Regions from separate parts of the Homo sapiens genome. Here region 2 is linked to region 1. A link is a contact called in ENCODE Hi-C data. All regions are on one chromosome and are shown on one strand. Each heading gives the region's core, a stretch centred on a gene start or an enhancer-like site at or near the end of the contact. The rest is flanking DNA. Distances are from core to core; before and after follow the strand shown. Region 1 overlaps LOC107985364 (a long non-coding RNA gene). Region 2 holds the start of LYST (lysosomal trafficking regulator).

The links. A loop is a pair of places that touch in the nucleus more often than their neighbours do. Pooled maps may share reads with other maps.
Region 2: a map of CD8-positive, alpha-beta T cell shows a loop between it and region 1 (3-fold over the local background). The contact joins the promoter of LYST here to the enhancer-like site in region 1. A Hi-C loop is called at or near these places in 1 of 168 maps with a recorded cell type or tissue (CD8-positive, alpha-beta T cell), 1 of 37 single-sample maps with no recorded cell type and 5 of 50 pooled maps.

The regions. Positions count from the first base shown.
Region 1 is chr1:234,770,370-234,774,811 of GRCh38, forward strand. It overlaps LOC107985364 (a long non-coding RNA gene), which reads left to right. Exons shown (of 3, transcript XR_001738532.2): 2 at 3,600-3,759. Among named protein-coding and RNA genes, the nearest start is that of LINC02961, 13 kb to the left of the region's middle. RefSeq lists enhancers at 1,037-2,236, 1,993-2,287, 2,023-2,242, 2,263-2,312, 2,333-2,502 and 1 more. Within about 2 kb of position 2,487, at least 31 of the 41 ENCODE cell types and tissues checked have a DNase peak (open chromatin) inside an H3K27ac peak, as active enhancers do; they include CD8-positive, alpha-beta T cell, where a contact is called at or near this core.
Region 2 is chr1:235,864,200-235,868,641 of GRCh38, forward strand. It overlaps LYST (lysosomal trafficking regulator), which reads right to left and starts at 2,707. Exons shown (of 53, transcript NM_000081.4): 1 at 2,644-2,707. RefSeq lists enhancers at 1,765-1,814, 2,185-2,284 and silencers at 2,405-2,824, 2,875-3,174.

The sequences.
Region 1 (4,442 bases), core at 1,237-3,736:
ATTCCCCCAAGCAATTTTTTTAAGCATCCAAACCGTCTGGGATAAGAAAGGAGAAAGCTATCATTATGTGTGTGAGCTGTGCGGTGGCTTCCGCTGGCTTCCCAGACGTTTGGAGGTCGTCAAAAGGCTGGCTCTGCTGTCTGGACATGGCCTGAGGAAGCCTGGTGCCAGCTTTCTGCTTCCTATGCCACCAGCTCTGCTTATGTATATATTGAGCACCTGCTGTGTGCCAGGCCCCCAGATGAGCAAATATAGCGTCAGCCCAAAAAGCTGAGAACTATTGTCATGGCTCTCTTAGGTCTAGAGCTGTGGCAGTGATCACCAGCACGCTGACAGAGGTGTGAACGGAGCACCCCAGACATGGAGCAGGAATGAGAACGACTGGCACGATGGGTTGCACCAACGAGAACCTTACAAGGAGAACACAGCCTCAATCTGGCTCCCGTTCCCTTTAGAACTCACTCTCGTTCATGGCTCGTGGAACCCACATTCATTCGGAACGCAAGAGGCTCCAGAAGGGCTGTCAGATTTAGCAAAGAAAAATGCAGCATGCACAGTGAGATGTGAACTTCAGATAAACAACATATAATTGTTTAGTGTAAGTATGCTCTAAATATTGCATGGGACATGCTTTTTATTATAACATTGAAGGTATATTTGCACTAAAAAAGGGATGTGTTGTTTATCCGAAATTCTCATTTCACTAGGCATCCGGTATTTTATCTGGCAACTCTTTTCCAAGGTCAACAGAGAGTCCTAGACCATAGACCAGAAAGTCCATTCTACCCGACACTGGGCTACAAGAAATGTATATTTGTGGGGATCAGCCACACTGGGAGAAAGATAGCTGTCTCATGTCACCAGGGTAGATGAAGAAAGGGTTCTAAAGCCTAGCAGCATTCATATGATAGGTACCTGGGCTTGTTTTCAAAGATCAGCAATCAAGGGGAAATGACAGAGACGCTGGAGGAGGCTGGTCCTCCCAGAAGCTAGTGGCTTGACCCAAGAAGGAAGAAAATGGCGGCTGCCTTCCCGGACCCAGGCTGTAGGCCGGGAATTCCCAGCTCTTTGATACCGTATTCCAACTGGTATGATCTGTTCGATGCCTGCTCTAGCTCTATCCCAAATATGTGTTATATGGCTTCCATCAATATTTTTTATGTAGTGCAAGCTTAATTTAATCTGAGAGTGGTTTAAGAATACACATACTTCTCAGCCATCAAAAGAACACGATTAAGAATCTCTGTGCTAGAAACTAGAAAGTTCTAGGAGATTACTGAAGGAGAGGCAGGAATGGGAACTGAGATGAAGAGGGCAAAGACTTAACCACCGACGGTCCATTTTTGGAGGAAGTGGCTGAGTGGAGTCTGGAAAAAAAAAAAAACAACAACCAGATAACCTGAAAACCAGCTGGGCTGGAAGCAAAGAGAGGGCCCAGGCATTAGCCCGGCCCTGGGGGCAGCCCAGACACACCCCAGCATTTCTCAGGGGGAAGAAGGCACAGCCTGCTGTTATTTACAAAGCTGTTGTTGAGAATTTTGAGGATCTCTTCCAGGTTCTCGCTTATGTAAATTCTAATTCACAGTGCCCTGGCCCCACATGTCTCGTAAACCAGGCCTGATATTGTAAACCTTCGCCATTCACAGAGGGTTTTAGCTTTGCCTTTGTTCCCCTCTCCAATTTCCCACTTCACAAACCTGGATCTAAAGCTTTGCACGTAGTTGATAGGGAAGTGTCGTTTGAGCAGTTCTAAGAGGCTGTCTTCCTTCTTCCTCCGACCCCCACAGCTCTGGTTTCCTCTTGGATATCAATTATTGGCTTTTACATAAGAAGGCTAATGCATTTTCAAAGCAGGCAGATCACTCTCCCATGTTTTGACAGTTTGGCTTTAGTTGAAATATAATTAAACTTTTTGAAAACAAGAACCTTGAAACTCAGTCTTCACACTGTTTGCAGGTTTTTTCCCCCTCACGCATTCAGTTTTTACTTGCTGCGGCACAATTGATTTGGTCTTCACTTTCTGCGCTCAAAACAAACACTGGGTTTAGGCATTCTGCTCTCCCAGCACCGCATGGCTGAGGGTGGAAAAAAATAACATCTGAAACAGGCCGGGCTTTTGATGATACCTCCTTATGACAGACACATCGAAAACCACCGACGGTGAGTCACCCACATTCTGTGCATACCCTCTCCGAGGAGCAGGAAGTGTGGCTATTTTAAACCCTGAGGCAATGAGAAGTTTTCAGATGCGTCCTAAGGCGCTCCGGCCAGCGCCCTGCATGCACACGAGGGCCTTCCTCAGTGTGGCCCCAGCACATCTGTAGACCTGAGGCGACACACCCAGCCTTCTGCCAGCATCTCTTTGTTTATTCTGCTTGTCCTGGTTTTGCGTTGACACGAGCAAGCCGAGTCTAAAAAACACAGAGCTACAGAATTTATAAAATCAACAAAAACTTAAAAAAAAAAAACAAAAAAAAAAACACACCACCACCACCAACAACAATCGGAGCCTGGCAGTTGGTGAGGGTGGGTGGGGGCGAACAGATGGTGCCACAAGATGTCCTCGGGCGGCTCACTGGGGACCGAGCCTTGTGGCTCTGTGGCCAAAAATAAATAAATAAGTCAGGGCCCAGCAGAAGTGCTTTCACTTCTAACCCAAGTCACTAGCTGTGGGTAATGAGTCCTCTTACTCCTTGTTCCCCATCTCCAAAGGCCAAACAAACAAGTAGAAAAAAAAAGAGAGAGAGTGAGAGAATGAATTGAACTGAAATGAAATGACTATAGATGAAAGATATATATATATATATAAAGAGTGGCGGGGGCGGGGGAAGCCGGGCGCTGTGGCTCACGCCTGTAATCCCAGCACTTTGGGAGGCCGAGGCGGGCGGATCACGAGGTCAGGAGATCAAGACCATCCTGGCAAACACGGTGAAACCCCGTCTCTACTAAAAATACAAAAAAATTAGCCGGGCGTGGTGGCGGGCGCCTGTAGTCCCAGCTACTCGGGAGGCTGAGGCAGGAGAATGGCGTGAGCCCGGGAGGCGGAGCTTGCAGTGAGCGGAGATCGCGCCACCGCACTTCAGCCTGGGCGACAGAGCAAGACTCTTGTCTCAAAAAAAAAAAAAAAAAGTGGCAGGGGGACTTGAGGGAAATAAGCCAGATGTTGCCACAAAAGCAGTTACAAATCCTGACCTTGTTTGCTAAAGGGAGCAGGCTCAGCCAGGATGCGAGACATCTCCAGGTGCTGGGAGCTTCTGAGGATGGTGAGCTCCCAGACCGAGGCAGCAAAAATGGCCTAGAACCCATCACTGTGTGGGGAGGATCCGGCTTCCTTGATGTCGGGGAAGCGTTTCCAGAACACTGGCCACTGATAGAACCAGCGGTCGATGTGGCAGGGCCTGGGATTCAGGCAAGACTCCATTTGGCTGTAATGTTTTTTATCTTTATCGGCAGTTTTCTTAGAGAATGAAATTGTTTGGGAAGTGGAAACCCAGCCTTCAGCATCTTTTAGCACAATGTGTTAAGACTCCCGAACTGGTTGGGAGCTGTATAAGCCACACAAGCATTCCAAATAATACATATTCTTTCTATTGTTGCAGATGCTAACTGCCTCCTAACTCTGATAAAACCTAAAGAATTTGTTGGTGGAAGAAAGTCCTAGAGTTTTAAAAAGCAGCTGCAGAAGAGACCAGGCCGCCTACACCCCTTGGCTTGTGGCCTCTTTACTCCACCTTGACAGCCAGCAAGGTGGCCTCTCTGGTACCTTTCTTTTGCATTCACTCTCCCTCTGTCTCCTCTTGTGACTAGCTGTGGGTAATGAGTCCTGTTACTTCTCATTCTCAATCTCCAAAGGCCAAACAAACAGGTAGAAAGAGAGAGAGAAGGAATTGAGCCGAAATGAAATGACTTTAGAATAAAGATTTGTATACTAAAAAAAAAAAAAGAGTTGGGGGAACTTGAGAGAAATGAGCCAGATGTTACCATGAAAGCAGTTATAAATCCTAACCTTGTTTGTAAAGGGAGCAGGCTCAGCCAGGATGCTGGACATTGGTCTCACCTGGAGAACTCAGGCTTCTCTTCCCACTGTAAGGTCAGCTGATTTGCAGCCTCAGCTCCTCCTGCAACCTTCCTTTGCCTTTGCCGTGTAACCTAACACATTCCCAGATTCCGGGGATTAGGGTCTACACATCTTTAGGGGGCATTATTCTGTTGAGGGTCAGTGGTGTCCTTAGCACTGAGACAGTTACTTGTCTGTCTCCACAGTTTATTTGTTAGGACATATGACCAGGCAATAGTTGCTCTGTATAGTAGAAATACAGTCAAATAATAGTGTAAATTAAATTGATAATACACATTTACTATCTGCCAGATATAAGCACTTCACTTCATGCGTGTTAACACTCATTTAAGACTCATGATAGTTCCATGAGTTAGGTACTATT
Region 2 (4,442 bases), core at 1,457-3,956, 1.1 Mb after region 1:
GGGCCCCACTGCAGAGGTCTCTATACCTATTGAGATGGTTCTGAATAAAGCCTTACTTACCATTCTTAAACAAGTATCATTGAATATTTTTTTCTTTAAAAACGTGAATGTCTAATTTTATTGTCTTCTAACCAACTCCCACCCTTCTCCCCACCAAACCTACTCCTCTCGTAAACCTAATCTCAGTAAACAAGTACCCCATCTTTCTACTTGTTCGGAACTAAATTTTGGTGTCTTTTACATCTCTACCCTCAATTTATCCTGAAATCAATGACCTCTCACCACCTCCACCAATTCCACTCTGGTCCAAGCTACATTATCTCTGGCCTGGATTAGGGCAACAGTTCCGGATTGGTATCCCAGCTTCTGCTCCTGCTCAACCCTTCCCCTACAACAAAGTCTATTCTCCATCCAGCGCCCAGAATGATCATTTTTAAAAGGCAAGCCTGGGGCCGAGCGCAGTGGCTCACGCCTACAATCGCAGAATGTTGACACGCCAAGGTGGATGGATCGCTTGAGCCCAGGAGTTTGAGACCAGCCTGGGCAACAATGGCGAAACCCCATCTTTACAAAAAATTAGCCAAGCATGGTGGGTGATGTGTGCCTGAAGTCCCAATTACTTCAGAGGCTGAGGTGAGAGGATCACCTGAGCCTGGGAAGTCGAGGCTGCAGTAGGTTGTGATCATGCCACTGCACTCCAGCCTGGGAGACAAAGTGAGATCCTGACTCAAAACTAAAAATAAAAGGTAAGGTTCTTTACTCAAAGAGTGGACTCCCCTTTCCACTGAGAGTAGAAACTCAAGTCCTTAAAAGGGCCTACAAGGCCTTATACAGTCTAATCTCCCACCACACTCACCTCTTTGACTTTATTTCTACTCCTCTTTGCTTTTTCCACCACAGCCAAATCAGCCTCTCTGCTGTCCTCAAACAAGCCCAGCACACAGGGCTTCTGCAAGCCCTTCTGCCTTCCTCTCTGCTAGCACATCCTTCCCTCAGAGAGGTACATGGATTACCCCTCACTTACTTCTGGTCTTGGCTCAAATGATATCTTTTCTAGGAAGCTTTCCCTGGCTGCCTCTAGTTAAAATTGCAAACCTCTCCCGGTTCCCTGCCCTCCCTCTTCCCTGCCCTCCCTCTTCCGTGCTTTTTCTCTGTAGTACTTAACACCATCTGACACAGCACATATTTTATTTGTTTATTATCTGAGGTCCCCACTAGAATATAAGCTCCATGAAGGAGCAGATATTTATGTTTTCTTAGAAAAGTATCTGACACGCAGTAGGTGCTCAATAAATATTTACTAAATACATATATATAATTATATAGTTTGTGAAGTATTTTTATGCAAATTACAGCAATTCATTTTTCCTTATGCCCTCTCTTCTTCAAATTCTCCAATCTTTGTAGTAACAATATGGATGACAGCAAAGAGCTATCAGAAAAAGAGTTGTTGGCCACTTAACAAAGCTCTTTAAAACAGATACCCCATATTAATCAACTACATCTATAAATTGAAAGCTTAAAGTCAACATCTTTATTAGCATAGATGAATCTAGGCGTGGAATTTTAAAATAATAGCGCAGAAGAGCCAAGAATCATCAGGAAGAAAAGTCTAATTCAGTTTGTCCTATCAATCTGTTAAACAAACAATAGGAAAATGCAACCTGCATTTGATCTTCAAGGAAACACTGGCCCAAATTCAACACGAACGCATTCAACACAAGATTCGACTCCCTTAAAATTTTCTATCTGCTTAAAACAAACCCCATTAACTATCAAGTGCCGTCGCTGGGTGTGTATGGTCTGCCGAGCGGATCGGGGATGTTTTGCTATGTTTTGTTTAACCAGATAAGAATTAGCGTTAAGGAAACGTTTCTTAAAGCCTCTGTATCCCCTGGACCATTAAACAACCCCTTCGTTGGGCTTTACACTGTGGTACCGGGGTCTTCTCGGGTAATTTCCCAGCTTATTTAACTCATCAGAAGCGAAGGGGCATCTCAGTCAGGCTCCAGTGATACCGGAGACAGACGGCAGATGTCTCAGGGGATCCCCTGGAAAGAGAGGCTCTCGCCCAGTCAAAGGGTGTCACGGACAGGAGGAAAGAGCGGACCGAGGCGCACGGTGTAGGTGACAGGTGGGCGAGCGCCGCAGGGCAACAGCGCGGGGAGTGACCGGCTGGGTGGTGGCGCGGAAACCGTCAACTCCCATCGTCAACCTGACAGCTTGGGCCCAGCTGGGCTGAGTAGTGCAGCGGCACAGGATCAAAAAATAAAATAAAGGTAGCAACACACCGCCGTCAGCCTGCTCGACCTCGCCCCCCGCGCGCTGCGAAATAAAGTTAGTGCCCAGTGGCCGCTGCAATGGCCCAGAGGGGCCCAGCCGAGCTCCCGCCCGCGGCCCGGCGGCTGTCAAAGGCGGCCCGGCGCCGCGAGAAGTCCCAGAGCCCAGAAGCCAGAGAGGACGCCCCGAGCTGGCGCGTCAGGCCGAGTGCCCTCGCGCCCTCGCGCCCTCAGCCCGGCGGTCCCGGCCCTCAACCCAGGCTGACAGCCACCAGCCCCAAACCGCCTCCCCTCCAGGCCACGCAGAGGGGCCGGGACCCGGAACCTTCTGCCGGCAGCGTCGGCGCCCGGCGGCCGCCTTTACCTGGTTTGTGGCAGCTGCGGCCGCCGCGCACTCCCCCTCTCCCGGAGAACCCCGAGCCGACGCCGCTGCCGCCGCCGCCGCGCACTCCCCACCCCCGCCCGCCCAGGTAACCCAGGAAACCGAGAACACCACCCCCTCCCTCCCCTCGTCCGGACCCAGACCCGCTCGTCTGCGCGTGCGCCCTTGGCTCCGCCTCGCGCGTGTAAGCCCCGCCTCCTCTGGGAGGGCAGCGCCGGCGTCGCAGGCGTGACGCGTGGAACTGCCGAGCCAATAGGGAAGGCAGGGGGGCGGGCCGACCCGCGGGGCTGCAGCCGGGGCCCGGTCTGGGTTTCTCAGCGGTCGGGGGTCGTACCCTGGGTCCGCACCTCCTCCCAGGGCTCTGCGTAGTGGGCTGCGTCAGACCCTGGGGAGTGCGAGCACCGTTTGAGAAGCACCAAACACAAGCGCATCGTCCGCCTCTTCCATTCAACACAGACTGTCAACCTGTCCCATTGTGTAGGTCTAGAGGATGAAGATAGAAGAAATAACGGGAAGGAGTCAGGAGAGGGAGAAAGGGTTACCCACAAGGCACCCCTAGCCTTCCTCTGGGACCTGGAAAAAGCCATATTGTAATGGTTACCGTCGGCTTCTTTCAAGAAACAAAAAGAGCTTTGCAAAGCCACTGCAGAAGTAATTCAGTGCAGTGGTGTATTTTCCAACCGACTCCTGTTCAAACACGGTTTGTATACAGTGCGCACTGTCAGTGTCATATGCCCTAATAGACCAGTCCCTCCAGAGGGTGGGAGCTGTAGGTAAAATCCAGGATGTTTTGGCTGCATCCCCGGCTCTGGGCCCAGCACGCTGCTGGCAGACTGCTGCGGTAGGCAGTTTGGCATTTCAAGGGCCACCCTCCTCACCTCCTAGTCACTGAGACAGCAACGCCAGAGGTACTGGGAAAAAGCCTGAACTGTAATCGTTCGGTAGTTTTCAAGTTCTGCCAAACAATACAAACTATTAATAAGCAGATAATCTACAAATTGACAGGAATTGCTGTAGAATCAACAACTCCCATAATTTTTTGCACAGGAATTATGAAATAGAAATAATTCAGGATATTATGTCCCAAGCCTATATACCAAATGTTACTCCCAATTCCTCAAACTCCCATCTAACCCAATGACAAGCAAAGTGCGTTAAGTTGCCCACTGATGTGGTTTAGAGGGTGCTCTTGGGGAAAATTCCCCACTTTAAAATATGTCTTCTCTGACGTCTGATGTTTAACCATTAGCAGTTCATATCTTTAGGCGAAGATTGCCCACTTCCTCTGGCAGGTAGTCTTTTATTTTTATTTTTTATCTTTTTTTTTTTGAGACAGATTCTCGCTCTGTCGCCCAGGCTGGAGGGCAGTGGCCGGATATCGGCTCACTGAACCCTAACAAGTGCAGGAAATAAATGTCTCAGGGAACTTATCACTCATTTAAGCAGTATATAATGAGCACCTACAATGCGCTAAGTATTGTGCTAGGTGCATGGGCCTGAACTGAAACAAAAAGAGGAAGCCAAACTTAACCTGTTTCGTCATTTTACCTAAAGCTGTGTCTACTCTTATTTATACATCAACTTTCACCCACTAATCTTAAAAACACCCCCCTTTTTTAATGGACAAAAGAAGTCAAAGAAATATTAAGTAACAAGCCAGTTTCTGTTAACCTTGAGTAGAAAATAATAGATTATCATGATTTCATTAAAGCAAAGAAAATGAGACAGACTTTAGATGATAATGGTATACAATTGGCCCTCAAAGTATTATTTGTTTGTAA